Regions from separate parts of the Mus musculus genome. Here region 1 is linked to region 2. Evidence: chromatin loops called from intact Hi-C (ENCODE). Cell type or tissue: left cerebral cortex. All regions are shown on one strand. Each heading gives the region's core, and the rest is flanking DNA. Links, peaks and the distances in the headings are about the cores only.

Region 1 (8,336 bases), core at 245-8,244, 450 kb before region 2:
TGCCAACTTATGAGAGTGTTGGGAGGGTGTGATAGGGCAGTATGTATGATGGATTTCGGGCTGGAGTGTAGCTCAGTAGGAGATGGCTTGCTTAGTATTTCTGAGTCCTTAGGGTCCAGCCTCACCTGGGTTCTATTTCTAGTGCCAAGCACACACACACAATCTATTTAACTCAAAGCCTAGCTGGAGGGAACTGGTCTTCAATATTATTTAATAGAATATTAAAACTCAGGGAGTTGATCTCTCCTGATGGATGTGAAGTGAGTGTTAGGTAGTAAGGGGCCAGAACTTGACCCAGCTCTTGCCAAAGAGTAAAGTTCCAGGGAGCAACTGCATGGTTGATGTCTCTGCTCTTGGCTCCTACATATCCCGGGTTTTCTCTCAGATGTCTACCACATTGAATTAGAACAACACGAATGTCTCTCTCTCTTCTAATCTACAGATTACATAAAGAGAAGGACAAGCTCCCTTCTCTGATAGTTAAATGAGATATGGCATTTCACATTTTGCATGAGCAAGCCTGTACGAATGAGGCGCAGAGGCAGGGCACCAGAGGCAGGAAGGACAGTGTGAGTCCCGGACTGTTTGAAAGGAACAGGTAATAGATCAGCCATGTAAGAACCCTGGGGCCCAGGGAGGGAAGTGCGTGGACTGAGATAGACCAGCGAGGACAAGTGACCTGAGATCGTGAAAACTTGATGATCCCAGATCACACTGGGAAACCGTTTCTGCTTTTTCAAATGCCTATAATGGGAGGTGAAAAGAAATCCTGGTCTCTAGAGGACATTGTAGGGATGAGGCCAGCTTGTTGTGGCTACCATCACACTGTCCAGGACCCCACTGTCCTGTCACTACTACATATAGGAGCAGACTCCTGAAGGACATATCTGTTCAGCTATTAATCATAATAGAAGATATATACTTGGTACTTATGACAGTCAGGTGTTTTTGCTAGACATTTTTGTTGGTCTTGGTAACATCCCTACAACTAAGAGTTCTTACCACTCTTGTCTAACTGTGACAGTCTGAGGCTTATAGGTGCTAAGTAAATGACCTGTCCAAGGTCACATAGGTAGGAGCTGGCAGAGCCTGTATTGACTCTAGAGCTGAGGCTGTTCACACTCTTGGCATGATCTTTTTACGTCCCTCAGAGGTATATGGTAAAACCTTAACACTTGGGGTGATGGTAGTAAGAATTAATGCTTGAAGAGGTGACTGTGTCATGAAGGTGAAACCCTCTGAGAATAGTGCCCTTCCAACAAGGCCCTGAAGAGGTAATTTGCTTCTATTGTGCAAACACAGCTGGAAGACATGATTTATGAAACAGAGTAGGCCCTCTCTAGATGCCAAATCCTCTGGTGACTTAAGCTAGGACTTCCAAGCCTCCAGAACCGGGAAGAAAAAGATCTTTAAATCAGGTACTCAGTTTATGATATTTATTATATCAGCTTGTGTGCAAGACTTGAAGACTGCTTTCCCATCTGCCAAATTATGTTTCATTATTGCCTTGCCCTCTTCTTGGCAGCAGAGGCAGAGGCAAGGACTGAGTACCCATGCTTCCTTTGGGAGCGACATAGTCTGGATAGGAAGAAAGGGACTCAGTGGGTGAGAGGAGAGGCAAGGTGGGAGTGTCCCTGTCGTGAGTCACCACTTGAGGAAGGGTGATGAAGGGTATTGAGGGTTAAAGCAAGGCTGTCTGTGATGATATGGATGGTGACCTCGAGTAGGGTGTGTCTAATCCTACTTCCTGTTATCCATGAATGGCATGCTACCTAGACCAGAAGTCCCTCCAGATGTTATTAAGTATTTTGTAATAACAAGCTCACACTAGAATATCTAAGTAGGCCTTACATCTAATGCCAAGAGATCTACAGGATAGATGGACAGACAGAAGAGGAAGCTCGCTTAAAAAAGGCAAGAAAGTGAATCGCCCTTAACCCATGGGTCCCGACCCCTTTGGTGGTCAAATGACCCTTTCACAGGGGCCACCTAAGACCACTGGAAAACAGGTATTTGCGTTACGATTCATAACAGTAGCAAAATTTCAGTTAGGAAGTAGCAATGAAAATGATTTAATGGCCTAGCGGGGGGTGACCCTTTAATACACCATGAAGAGATGTATTAAAGGGTCACAGCATTAGGAAGGCTGAGAACCATTGCCCTAGAACCTACAGGAAGTGTGGTGCTGCTCACATGCTGATGCTGGTACTTTGGGCTTAGAAACCCTAGAGAGAGTAAGTTTCTGTTTAAAGTCATCCTGTTTGGGCCACCCTGCTTTAATGGCCTCCAGAAATCAGTCTCATGTATTCGGTCATGTGAGATGGCTTCACACAGTCTATTCTAAGAAGCAGTGAATCTCCTCTTTGCTTGGGGTGAAATTGCTCCACAAAGGAGTTACTTTCTCTCCCATGCAGCTGGCCGCTGCAGGGCTTGGGTGGGAACTACTTGAAAAACATGAAGCTGTATCCCTAGGTGAAGAGCTCATACATGGCCACAATAGCAGGTCACAGGGCTAGGGGCTCTGAGCCCATAGCATCTGATCAGCCCTAGGTGCTGAAGGCTGCCCAAGGCTAGGTAGAATTCATGGGTCCCAATAGCCACAGGTTCAATAAATAGTGAGATATTCCCATAGTACCAAGGACACTCCAAGAGGGGCAAAAAGAAACCCATAATTGATGCCATTTTAAAAACCCTCTTCCAGCCATTTCAGCCCCAATGGTTCTGTGGAGAATCCACCAGTTGCTGCTTCTCCAGTGTGCAGTCATCTCCGCTGACTAAGCCTGCAGGCCAGCTCTTTGGGCAACCTACCCCAGGCCTGCTCCTTTGACTTAGTTTGTCTTAAAGTATGACAGAAAGGCTTAGGATTTGCCAGCTTCTCTGACAGGACAGGGTGGTCTTGGGCTACAATAACATGGGCCAGTTGTGCATTGTAGCAGTCCTGTCTTGAAGCCGCACAGGAGAAACTCCCCATCTCTGACCCCCGCTTCTTTCCCAGGACGCAGTAGCATTTCCTGTTTGTGTGCATGGGGCCAATGCATATGAAGAAACCAAAATAATTGTGAAGGAGACATGGGCTCAGGAGTCCTGGGCTGCAGGACCAGTAGCAGAAGCTACCTACCTTGATCTTGCAGAGAAGTGGATTGGTTTGCTAAGGCCACCTAACAAAATACCACAGACTTGATGTCTTGTTATCAAATACATTTTCTCACTGGCTAGAGATTCAAGATCAAGTTGGAACAGGTTTGGTGTCTTCTGAAGTCTTTCTGTCCTCTTGCTGTGTCCTCATGGGGATCTTTATACACACATAGCCCTGATGTCTGTGTGCTCAGATTTATTCTTTTGATAGGGACAGCAGTCAGAGTTGGTTAGGACTGAGTTAATAGTATGTGCCCGCTTAAGTAGACCATGAGACACCCTCCTATCTGATCTATCTTCTTCTGGAGTTCCTCGGGAGGCTACTTTTGCATCAGCTTGGCATTCACATTAGGAGACAGAGGGAAGCTGGTTTCTCCTCCTGTTGTGGGTGGCTCTCATTCAACCAATTGAAAGCCTGAGACCAAAAAAAAGTTGTTTTCTTCTCTGAATAAGAAAGAATTCTTCCTGGAGGCTGGCCTTTTCTCCAGGTTCTTGGCTTGTGCTAACCTTGGAACTCTCAAGGAAACATCAGCTCTCCCCAAGCCTCTACCTGGCAGCCCTCAGGCTCGCACGTACACAGTTATTTCCCTTTGGTATCCGGCCCTTTGCTTGGATTGAAGCTCTCCTGTCAGCCTCCCGTCTCCAGCTTACCCTGCAGCTCTTCAGCCTTGAGATTTTGCTGGTCTCTCTAACTGTCTAAGCCAATTGCCTCAAGCGTATTTGTGTGTGTGTGTGTGTGTGTGTGTGTGTGTGTGTGTGTGTGTGTGTTCATGTCCTTGTGTCATGGGTGCATCCTATTGATTCTCTTTCCCTGGAGAATCCTGTTCAACCAGGTGCCAACTCAAGAGTCTTTTGATTTAATCACCTGGGTTTCCAAAATACACTCTTGGATAGTGGGAGTTTGGGCTCTGATACCTGAACTCGGACAGGATCCAACTTGGTTCCTAACGACCATCAGAGAATCCCCTCTGTCCTTGGCATTGCTCTTTGCTGCAGGGAGTGTTCTTGACTGCTGACTTAGAGTGAAAACTCACTAAGTTGCTTAGCCCATGAGAAGATGAGAAGGCGTTGGGACTCTATTCCTCCAGAGCAAGCTATAGTTCCTCCTATTTTCAAAGGATCTGGAACCCATGGGCTAATGTGGATATCAATGATGTCAAGGTGGTGGCTAACTTTGGGGCCTCTCCCCACCACACCTTAGTTTGTGCACTTCCAGATGCCTTTAAAATAGTGCCATTCACCCTTGCTGTGAAGGTCATCCAGACAGGGAGGTGTCATTTGGCTTGGAGTGGGGGTGGGGTGACCCCACAGCCACAGAACTTTCCAGCTGAACCTATTGAAATGTCCTGACTGCTACCCAGCCAATGTCAGCTGCTAATTTGGAAGAATTAATGCAGTAATAATTGGGCCATATTCACAAGCACTAATTTCTTTCACTATACCAAATCAAGACTCACAATGGTTTCAAAATAAACATGCCATTCCCAAGAGGTTGAGTCCCCCACACCAGCAGCTGGATCCTGAATGGCTCTGGAAGTGTCTGGGTGGCCCAGTGATGGGACTCAGTCCTCAGTGTGATCACTTTGGATCTGACTGGACCTGGCCATATTTTAAAGAGGAAGAAGAGGCTGAACCTTGTATCTGGGCAGCATCCAAGGATGGCCCCACAGGGAGAACCCTTTTCAGGGGTCTTTGTCTCCACAGTAGGTGCGGTACTTGTCATTCTTGTCTCCGGGGAAGCTGTTACTGTTCCAGTCTTGTTGAGGGGAGCCTGGAGTGCCACTGCAGAGTCACTGGAGCTAGAGGCCCTGAGAAAGCAGATTCATACACTCCCAGGTCAGCTGGCAATTAAGCCTAGAAGGAAGTATCTAACAGACTCTCACATGCAAGCAAACAGGAAAACCAAAGAGAGGAGGACAAGCGAGCCGGTGTGCTCATCTATGCTGGGCTTGTGGGGGAGGCTGCAGATCTCAGATGCTGATAAGCAAGGATGGACCAGATGGGTGAGTGATGCTAAGTAAGGAGTGTGTGCACGCGTGTGTGCCTGTGTCCGTGCATCTGTGTGCATATATGTGTGTGCCTGCGTGTGTGTGTGTGTGTGTGTGTGTGTGTCTGCACACTCACGACATGGCTCTGCAAGTACAATATGAAACTGGCTGGTGGAGACTGAAGATGTCCTGTCATTCTCACTAAGAAATGTTCTATGTAAAGTCACAGAGGTCATAATTTCTCTGCCCTCTTCCCTCCCACACATCCATGCTCATTTTGTGAGCATCTTCTCAGGCCAAGCCCTAGTATTGATGCTGGGGACCAGAGCAGACATAGCTCTTGTCTTTATCCTCCTCCCCTGCTGGGTATTTCTCTCCTCCCTTCTGCCTCCTCTGTTTCTCCCTATCCCCTCTAGGGTTAAAATCTCCATGACTATTGTGAGAAACTTAATATTCTGCCCAGTGGCGTCACTGCTTCCGGAACTCTCATTAGTTAATCTCCAAGTAAGTAACTCAGGATAGAATCCTACCTATTTCTCCCATCACTTCCGTGTGTAAACACAGGAGGGTCTCCCACCCTGAGATGTGGCTCCCTAATTTGTTGCCTAGCACCCCACTCAGGCTTATAACATCAGTGTCTTATAAGACTTCTTCCAAATTCCCTCCTCTTCCTTCCTCTGCTTATCCTGTCAATCAGGATGAAAGAAATTAAGTTGTGTGAGTCTGGGCATCTCCCTGTGGTACCAGCTCATAGCCCCAGAACTGTGGGCAAGCTTTTAGGTCTCCATGTTGCCTGGGTCTGGACTCAGATGCAGAGAGCCATGCAGGATGAGACTTCCAAACCACCTTCCACTCTCAGGAGCAACGACATTGCACATGGTGCACTGGCTGTACACTGCACAGTGAGCACAGCCGAGGGGCTCCTGCGTGTAACACTCCCCTGCTCACAGCCCCCAGCCATGGGCTCTGTGCAGAGCTGGGGTTTGTCCCCACGGAAGAAGGATTTTGCTGTTATACCTGAACCATGCTGTTGACCCTGAGTACACATCTGGGTAGAAGGGACACCTGTTTTCAAATTCATAGAGGAGCTATATCTGTCAACTCTGATTAGAACAAAATTGCAAACTGACTTTTAAACATTTTTTTTGTGCGTGAAAATGTTAGTTTCAGGGTCTATTTTAGAATCATCATGGAGTTAGTGCTATTTCTTTTCTATTTGATCCCAGACCTTATTCTTGTGTGTCTGCTAGGCCCTTGGGACTGCAAGAGAGAGCTAGTGTATCCCTATCTTGGCAGTGGTTAGCTATTCTTACCACAATGACTTTGGCCCTGGCGATGTGATGTTTTGGTTAACAGATTGTGGGCAGCCAAGGTGTAGTAATAATACACTTTTAAAATCCCACCCAGCACTTGGAAGGCCTAAACAAGTGGCTCACTTCTAGCTAGCTTTAGGATAGCTTAGGCTATATAATGAGTTCAAGGCTAACCTGAGCTACATATTGAGAACCTGTCCAAAAAAACAAAACAAAACAAAAAACAAAAACAAAACAGAACAAAACAAACCAAAATAAAACCAGGAAATAAAGTCAACAGAGTGGTAACATGCTAGTTATAAACTGAGGCTACTTGAATCATGGTTCATCCTGCCAGCCTTCCTATGGTCTGCCTTCTACAGTGAGCGTGCCCTCAGTTGTTACCCTTTAAAACCAGACAGGAACAGAACACCTGAGCCTGACTCAGAGCTTGGAGGCCAGACAGAATGGCCAACAGTAGCTGACTGTAGCCAAACCACAGCGAAAAAACAAGTGCCCGTGACCCAGGACTGTTTGGTACGCAGTCCTATCACAGTAACGGTTAGCATCTGTATTGCCAAGGAAAGGGTCTCATGTAACCCAGGCAGGCTTGAACTTGCTATAGAGTGACCTTGAACTCCTGGCCTTCCCATCTCAACTTTTCAAATGGCAGGATTGCCTCGGTCTACCACCATGCTTAGGTTTGCCTAATTTGAAAACACAAAAAAGTCTCTGTCGTGCCCTCTGGGAAGCCACATGTGCCATTGCAAGGTGGCGCTGGCTACCACTGGCCACCACGCATAAGTTTGGGCAAACAACCAATGTGTACATATGCAGTAAAGTTTTTTGCCAAGACACTGCCTGGCCTGGGCATGATAATGAGGTTCTGAGAGTATAACCAATCAGATGTGAGACATGCAAATGAGGTATGTTAATGAGGTTCTGTGAGGTACTGAGAGAGAATAACCAATCAGATGAGGAACATGCAAATGAGGTATAGTGCATAACCAATCCGGGTGTGAGACATGCCTCTCCTAGGCCTATATAAGCAGCACCAGTTCTGGGCTCGGGGTCTCTTCGCCTCTGCAATCAAGATCTCCCATTAAACGTGTGCAGAAGGATCCTGTTGCAGTGTCGTTCTTGCTGGCGAGTTGGGTACACGCAAGAGTGCCCTAAGGTGTATTTCTATTCTATATAAAAGAAAATAATAACGGGTTAAATGACTTGAATGGACTAATATCTGGTATATCCAGCATTAATGCCCATATTACCTCATTCTACAGCTTGCTACCTTTCTGCCTTTCTCACGTTGTTCGGGCCATTTTGTTCCTAAAGATATTTTAAGTAAGTAATTTATTGTTTGGTTTTATTTTTTTAAGTGTGTATATGTGTACATCTGTGTAAGGGTATGTGCAAATATACTACATGTATGCATGTGTACACATGCGCTGCTTGTACATGTTTGTGTGGATGCATGTGCATATTCACAGCATGTATATGTTTTTATGGACTCGTGCATATGTTTTACATGTATATGTTTATGTGGATGCATGTGTATATGTGATGGATGTACTTGTTTGTGTGGATACATGTGCATATGTGTTGCATGTATGTGGATTCATGGGTATATGTGTCCTATGTATTTTTGTGGATGCATATGCATATGCACCAAATGTACATGTTTGTGTGGACACATGTATGTATGTGCTGCATGAGCAGACCAGAAGGTGTCGTCATCCTCTCTCACCATCCACTTTACTCTTTTGAGACAAGGACTCACTGCACTGAAGCCCGTTACATTCACCGAGCTGGGTGATCAATGAGTGTCAGGAGATCTGCCCGTCTCTGCCTCCCCAGCCAGGGGTCATGCGTTGCATGCCTCTGCTGGCTTTTACATGGATACTGAACATCCAAACTCAGG
Region 2 (8,336 bases), core at 38-8,037:
CACAAATTCAGGAAAGGATGGTAGATATTGAATCAAACATCAAAGCATAGAAGAAATGTGATGTTAGTCATGTAAATCTGACTCCACCAGAAAGGGTTTGTTGTTTTTGTTCTTTTGTTTTTTGTTTTTTGTTTTTTTTTCTCTACTCACTACAATATTCTCACTGCTTCAGGCAGGTACCCATTACACAGAATATAATTAAATGAACAAATGACATCAGCAGACAGGGCAAGGAGACAGGAGTGGGACACATGTGGGGCTCAAATCTCATGGAAATAAACCTTCTCCTTCCCCATAGATCTGAAAGATATTTTTAAAACAATAATGAGACATTCTAGAGCAAATTGTTTTATTTGGCAATTTTGCCCCTTTTAGCCATCATGGAAGTATCTGTGCCTCAACAAAAAGAATGGTACTAGCTACTCATGCTCAGTGACCATGGGCTGGGTCCTAAGCCCCACACAGTTTCATTTCACCCCAGTTCTCAAACTATTGACTGCTGTGGAAGATTTTGTGTTGATTTACTGATATCTCCCTCCATCCTATATGTCTCTCTCCTCTCTCTCTCTCTCCCTCCCCCTCGCCTTCCCCCTGTTGATCAACTTTTCTTCTCTGAGTGATTTAGTTTCCACATCTATAAGAGGATGATAATAACACTTAACTGGTGCATTGAGGCTAAGTGGGATAATGACTCTTCACACTCGGCACAGTGTCTGGAACCCACTCCCTGGTTAACAGTGTGTGTGGTAATTGTACTACTCTTTGCTACTGGCATTGCAAATGCTAGGTGAAGTCTTTGTGTTGCGCTTTGCACACTGTCAGCAAGGATGACAGTCTCTCATGCCCATTTTCTGCCAGGTCGACTTGGACTTGGCAAATTCAGGGGGTGGCTTCTTTCTAAATTCAGGAGTCTGGATTTTTATCCCATGACTAACTGACGATTGACATGCCTCACTTTCTGCTCTCTCTCTCTCTCTCTCTCTCTCTCTCTCTCTGTGTGTGTGTGTGTGTGTGCAAGTGTGTGCATGTGTGTGTGAATGTGTGTCTGTGTGTGTCTGTGAATGTTCATGTGTGTGTGTGTGCATGTGAGGGTGTGTACAGACAAGCCAGAGGTTGTTGCCAGGTGTTTTCTTCTATCATTCTCCTCCTTATTTCTGAGACAAGGTTTCTCAGTAAATCTTGAGTTCACCATTTTGGCTAGATTAGCAGCCACCTAGACCCTCCTGTCACCACTTCCGCAGAGCTGGGATTACAGACATGTGCCACCACACCTGTCTTTTCACATGTGTGCTCAGGAATCTGAGCTTGGGTCCTCATGTTTGCATGGTGAGCACTTGATTGAGCCATCTCCCCGGCCCCCACTTCCCATTCACCATGGCCAGCACTTGCCCAACCTTGATTCCTGAGATCTTAAAGGTACATGGTGACTTCTCAGATGAAGAAGATGTCATAAACCCAGTACTGTGTGGAAATGAAGAACATAGATTAACACTCTATGCTCTGAGTCTAACAGTATTTCTCCTCCTTGAGAAAATTTGAACCAAATAGTATATTACATACATGTGTATGTGAGTGTGTATGTATCTGACAAATATATATGTATATGAAGACATGTAATAGTAATATGTAAAATGTAATAGTAATATGTAAAAGACATGTATATGTATGTGACAGATGTATACATATATATGACAGAAGAATAATTGACCTAGAAGCCAAAACATCACCCTGATCTACCAAGAAAGCTGACACTGGAAGAGAGGCTGACACGAGAGGACTTCCTAATCCTGAATTCTAGAATGAGGCAAGTTAACCACCATAGTCCAGCCTGTGGGGATGCAGATATGCTATCAAAGAGCTGTTGCTTCCATGGGCACAGACCTCTGCTTCTACTATAAGTATCTTCAACTATTGTGATTAAGAAACTTGCCCTGCCAAATTAAGGTGAAGGGGCTGTCCATTGAGAGGAATATGCAATCAGTATGGCCTACTATCATTTCCTAGGTTAAGGAATAGTGTTTCCATTTCGGATATGGACACACACACACACACACACACACACACACCTTAAACCCCTTTAACCTTGATTTCCATTAACCATAGAAGTAGTAGAGAAAAAGTGCAGGGAACATGGGCGGGGAGCCACTCCTCCTCTTCCCTGGTGTGCTCCCACATGCAGTACTTCCTCTCGAAGTCTCAGAGGGAAACAGAAGTGCCAGGGAATATAGTAGATGCCTTTGGGCACCTATGACCTGAGAACCTGCAATTATCCCATAGGTCCTTCAGTGGGCTTCTGTTTCTTAGCAAATATGTTAGATAGCATTGCCCATCTTTTCTCCCGGTGTCCCTCTCCTCCCCTCCTCTTCCTTCCCTTCTCTTTCCCTACCCTTCCCTCCATTTTCTTTCTTTTCTTTTCTCTCCTCTCCTTTCCCCTCCTTCTCTTTCCCCTCCCTCCCTTCTCTCCCTTCCCATCCCCTCCCCTTCCTTCTTCTCCCTTCCCCTTCCTTCTTCTCCCTTCCCCTTCCTTCCTCTCCTCTCCCCTTCCTTCCTCTCCCCTCCCCTTCCTTCCTCTCCCCTCCTCTTCCTTCCTCTCCCCTCCCCTTCCTTCCTCTCTCCTCCCCTTCCTTCCTCTCCTCTCCCCTCCCTTCCCTTCCATCCCCCACTCCATTTTTCTTCCTTTCTTTTCTCTCCTCTCCCCTCTCCCCCTTCCTCTCCCCCTTCCCTTCCCTTTCTCTCCCTTCCCTTCTCCTCCTCTCCTCTTTCCTTCCTACCTACCTTTTCTCTTATCTCCCTTCCACATTTCTTTCCCCCACCCCTCCCTTCCACGCTTTTCTTGTCAAGGTTCTATAAGCAGGACTAGCTGACACGCTGCCAGAGAGGCACCAAGGTGAATTAACACAGATTCCCTTAAGGGAAAATGTAAAACTGCTAATAACTTGTTTGCAGAGCTAGGCGGGGTGGAAAGTGTAAGCTGAAAGCCTCCTGCGAGCTCCAGCTTGCTTTCAGGGGAGAAGATGTCCTCTGTGTTCCAAGATGTAATTTCTCCTGCACCTGCCAGCAGGCCGTGGGCGGAGCTCACTGGTTCTCATCCTCCAGTTTCAGCGCCTCTGGAGAAGCCACAAGGCTGAGTCTCCTATCTTTCCTGGGGTCTGAGACTGTTAGCTGTTGAGTGTTCTCTCTTGCAGCAAGATCTCACAAAGCAAGAGATGTCAAAGGCAGGTAGGCAGTGTGGCTGAGTGTGTAGGGCATGAAGATCCCTGGGCAAACCCCTGGGAGATCACAGTCATTTAAGTACTCAATCCACGTCAGAGCCCCTAGGACATCAAAGGTAACATTGACCCACTCATCTATGATTGTCTGTCTCCCCCCAAAAGACATGAGGCCTCATACATACATGTCATTTGAAGCATACATGAGCCCTTGAAACACCCATGCCAAGAGCAGTGCTTACAGCATAATAATCAGAAAAAATGAATTTGCTAGACCAAATGTGTGTTGGGGGGGGGGCACTTCCAGCATTCACGTAATAGAAAAGGACACAGACTCACAAAGTGACCGAACAGCTTGCTTGTCTCACAAGGCACAGGCTCAACCCAAATTGAACCAGCTGCATTCTTCGTCTTCACTGACTCAGATCTTAAACACACACACACACACACACACACACACACACACACACACACACACACAAACACTATTTGAGGGAAGACTTTCCTGGTCAGTGGTGGGAAACTCCATAACCCATGAGTAGGCAGTGTCTCACATTTCCTCCCCCTCTTCCTCAACACCACTCCCAGCCCAGCCTGAAATCCTTCATCAAGACCAATCAGCACATATCTGTTTCACTGTTAGGGCTGCATGAGGGCAGGATTCTCGTCTGCTGTGCTCACTGTGCCAATGCGCGGAGTTATTACTATAACTAGTTATACTATAACTAGTATAGTACTAGTCACGGTGCTGGGTGTTGAAGGAGTGAGGAGGACTGGGGTAACGCCCCCCCCCTTTAAGGACAGTTTTCATAGGTTGGAGGCAACCCCAGTAAGTAGCAAGAAGGAAAGAGAACACTAAATTTGTGCTCTCAGCCACCAGCTTTGTTTTGCCCCTTATCTGTGTGACTTTAAGAAAGTTTGCTTGAGTCTCAGTTCTTCCGCTCAGCGATACTGGCTGTGTGGCTGTGAGGTATGGTTTCCCTACAATCAATATGTGTCTGGCACATAGTAGGGATCCAATAAATGTGATGTCTCTCTCACTGTCAGAACCTGAATCTGAGAAGCCAAGGAAAAGAGGAAGCCTCTTGGAAAAGAGGCTAAGCTAAGAAGGTAGAAAGGAGAAGAAAAGGGCAGCAGGCTAGACCGCTGGTGAGAGAGAACCTCCGTGGCTTGTCTGGTCTGAACTGTACCATGAGCTGCACCGGAAGTGCTGTTAACCAGGAAGATGGTGAGATCGTCCCTGGAGACAGGGTGCAGGTCGAGAGGTACTTCCTCAGCAAGAGTAAGGCGAATCTCTCTGAGTCCTGGTCACGTAAAAATGGGATGCTTCCTGGCCCTCCCGCTCAGTGGGTGGAGCTGTCACATGACCAGGTGAAAAGCTAGTTGAAAGCACACAATGCTGGCTGGCAGCGGGAGCTGTGTTCTCCCACAGGATCCAACCACAGTGCTCATTTGCAGGCTCCCTTGGATTCCTCTGCGAGCAGGGCAGAACCATAGGAGAGAACAGCCGCAGAGGGATGGGAGCTTGTTGCCTGGCTCCAGGCTCCTCTGCCAGCGCTCCCTGTCCACAGTTGTAGCCGAATGACTGAAGACCCAGCCTGGTTGTCAGATCTGGCGTCTTGTCTCACTGCTGTACCTAACTGGTTAAGATAACTCTCTAAACGTCTGTAAGTTCAGTTTTACTGTGAATAAAAACGAGCATCCTAACAATAGCTCCTGATTTTATTGCTGATGCTTAATAAATAATATTCTCGCTGCTGGAGGCAAAATATTCTGCTTCAAATAGCCGACCTTCTACAGAGAGGGTTGAAAGAATAGTAGTATTTAGAGTAGATAGGGCATATTAGCTGTGGTAAATACTGAGGAAGGAAATAGAGGTAGGAAAGGCGATAAGTGCTGGTGCAGTAGAGAATATGTTTTCAGAATTGGTGAGGAGAGGAGACATGCTGTTGTCGTCTTCGTAGTAGTAGTCGTTGTCGTCTTCGTCGTTGTCATTGTCATTGTGGTGTCATCGTTGTCGTTAGTGCTAATGATTAAAGAAGACATTGGACAAGAGTTGCACCACTGAGCTACGTCCATATAGCTGACCTGGGCTATAACAATTCTCCTGCCTTTGATTTCCAAGTGCTGGCATTAAGACAAGAATCATTATGACTGGCATTGGAAACTTCTAATGGCGACCTTGAGGAGAAAAGGAACTCGGCTCTGGCCTGAGTTCAAGCTCCATTTATGCCACATGAGCAAGTCAGTGTATCATCTTGTGACTTTGTGTCCTTTTTCATCAACTGAGCACTAGGGGCGGGGATCGTTTTTGAAGTATTATTTCATGAGTATTTTCTAAGCACCACAAGGCAGCCTCTGCCCTTGGCACAAGTGTTGCCAAGGTGAACGTGAAATCTAAGGCTTTGGATTGGTTACGTTTCAAATTGCTGTGACCGTATGCATGACAAGAAGCATCTTGAAGGAGAATGGCTTGCTTTGACTCACAGGTTGAAGGGATCAGCCCATCACTGTGGGAAAAGAATAATATAGGCAGAGGCATGAGGTGGTGTGTCCTGCTGCATCTACAGTCTAGAAGCAGAGAGTTAAGCAGCAAATGGGGCTGAGTAATGGAACCTCAAGACCCTCCTACTCCCTCTGGTGAGGCTCCGTCTCCTAAAATCTCTCACGCTCCCCAAACTGTACCACCCGCTTGGGACCAGGTATTCACATGCATGAGTGTATGGGGGAGAGGAGCATTTCACTTTCAAACTGTCACATGGTACGCGTGCTCTTTGGACCTCGCATTCAAGGGAGGAAATGGGTTGGCTAACGCAAGCCACTATCTTTGATTGACCTAAGAGCTCCGAAATGAATTGAACATGTAAATGTCAACAAGTGGGAAGTTACTCTTACTAACTTTTTGGCAGATGCTGGGGATAGAACCCACTGCTTTGTGCATGATAAGTCAGCCCTCTGCTGCTGAGCAACACTGTCCTGGAGGGTAACTGTTTTCAGTACAGTCATACCTTGCTCTGTGACATTGCCTCTGTGAATCAGGGCTGTGAAGATGTAGTGTCAGGCTTGAACAGGAAGCCACCAGCCACTGGGGAGCTGCAGGAGCAGTACCAGGCATGACAGGGACCAGAGATTTTCCTCTGGAGCCTTGAGGAAAGCCTCCTAGCCCCGCCCAGTCTTAGTGATTGTAGCCTGTGAAGTCAGAAACTGTGTGAAAGCATTGTTCCAGACTAGCATAAGTGGGCTGTCATCGTCAGTCACTTCTGTCACCACATACTTTTAGAAACTTTCTTGGCTTGGTGGGTTTTGTACTATCTGCCATCAGAAAGGTCTACTTCCCAGGAGTCTTCCTTTGGCCATTACCGTATTCCTTCCCTGCTAGATCTCAACCCTTTGATTTCCTGGACCCCCATGGCATCCTAAACTTCGTCCTTAAGCTTGGCTTTCCAGTCTCAGTGACTCCTACTACAGGCCTGACTGTGTTTCATTAGCAAGCACTTTACACCACTGTCAGGCCACTGATGGAGACTGTTGATGAGAGAAGATCAGCCCCTAACATTCCCCCACCCCCAGTCCCTCCCTGGGGTGACCTCAGTCTATTGTGCGGCTTTGTTTATCATCTTTTAATCATTACAACTGTTAGTCTCTAACCTGATCTTAACAGGTTCTTCAAGGGACAGCAGACAGTCATGCTGAGACTTGATGACAAGATTAGGTAAACCTGCTTTGTTGGAGGAATCTGTGTCCAGGCTGGCCTTGGAGAAACTTAAGTCTCAGAATACAGTGGTGGTGGTGTACACCTCTAATCCTAGCCCTCGGGAGGCAGTGGATCTCTGAGCTGGAGGCCAGCCTGGTCTATAGAGTGAGTTTCAAGATAGCCAGGGCTACACAGACAAACCCTGTCTATGAAAAATCAAAACAAAACAAAACAAAAAAATTGCTCAGTTCCTTCTTGGCCCCTGTGAATGCCACTTGCTCTGAGCCTCTGACTAGTGGCTGCTGCCTATGGCTAACTCTGGTCATCACAGGAACTTGCTGTTTTTAATCTGCTGTCCTTCTGATTATGATCTTTGCCTTCTAAAGCTCTATAATGATTAATCTTCATAATCAACTCGGTCTAAGTTCCTAGCAGACTAGTCCTCTCCTAGGTAACAACTGCAAAACCTGTATAAAATTAAGAAGCAAAGCCAGATACAATGAAACACGCACATACATATGCTCACACACATGACACACATTTATATGAGCACACACACACACATGCATATGCCCACACATTACACACACATGTGTATGTGCACACACATATGCCCACACACATGACAAACATGTATATGTGCACACACACACACATATGCCCACACACATGACAAACATATATATGTGCACACACACACATATGCCCACACACATGACAAACATGTATATGTGCACACACACACATGCATATGCCCACATATTACATACACATGTGTATGTGCACAAACACACACACACACACACACACACACACACTCATATATGCACATTGATGGTTAATCTTCATTGTCAACCTGTTGGGATTTAACATCACCATGAAAACGCACCTCTGGGGTGTGTCTGAAGTTGTTTCTAAAAAGATTTAACAGGGCAGGGAACACTCTGAATGCTGGCTGCACCATCCTATGGGTTGAGGTCTGAATAAAATAGAGAGAGTGAATAGAAGACCAACATTTGTGTCTTTTTCCTCCTGCAAATGATCAGCTGCCTCCTTCTCTGATGGACCTTCCTGCCCTGATGACCTGTCCTCTTAAACAACAAGCCAAGATAAGCCGTTCTTTATGTTGCCTTTGTCAAGCATTTTGTTACAACAAGACATGGGTGCGGGTGACCGTGAATGTTTTCTCCCTTCCTTTTCATTACTATATTTGTTCAACCTACCAATGCTCTCTAACTCCATCACAATGTGGCAGACACTGGATTCAAGAGTGCAAAGGCAATGAGATGCTTGGGCTTTGGACAGGATTTGTAAGCTCCTAGCCGACTTACCTCCCTGTAGGATAACATCTACGCGCTCTGGACAAAAATGAAAAGCCAAAGCAAAAGGGAAATACCAGTCCTAAAGAAACCAGAGTACTATAGCATTAATCA

The links. A loop is a pair of places that touch in the nucleus more often than their neighbours do. Peaks named below come from ENCODE experiments on the same cell type or tissue, not always from the same donor. Only the 100,000 strongest peaks of a DNase experiment are listed, where the experiment ranks them.
Region 1: a loop joins it to region 2, with 2.6 times the contacts of the local background. A loop is called at or near these places in 5 of 42 quality-filtered maps.

Annotation. Positions count from the first base shown.
Region 1 is chr5:75,837,357-75,845,692 of GRCm38, reverse strand. No RefSeq gene overlaps it. Among named protein-coding and RNA genes, the nearest start is that of Gm32727, 140 kb to the left of the region's middle. In left cerebral cortex, for the core only: no CTCF peak of the experiment used is centred there; a DNase peak (open chromatin) is centred at 5,046.
Region 2 is chr5:75,384,352-75,392,687 of GRCm38, reverse strand. No RefSeq gene overlaps it. Among named protein-coding and RNA genes, the nearest start is that of Gm24502, 170 kb to the left of the region's middle. In left cerebral cortex, for the core only: no CTCF peak of the experiment used is centred there; DNase peaks (open chromatin) are centred at 3,054 and 4,608.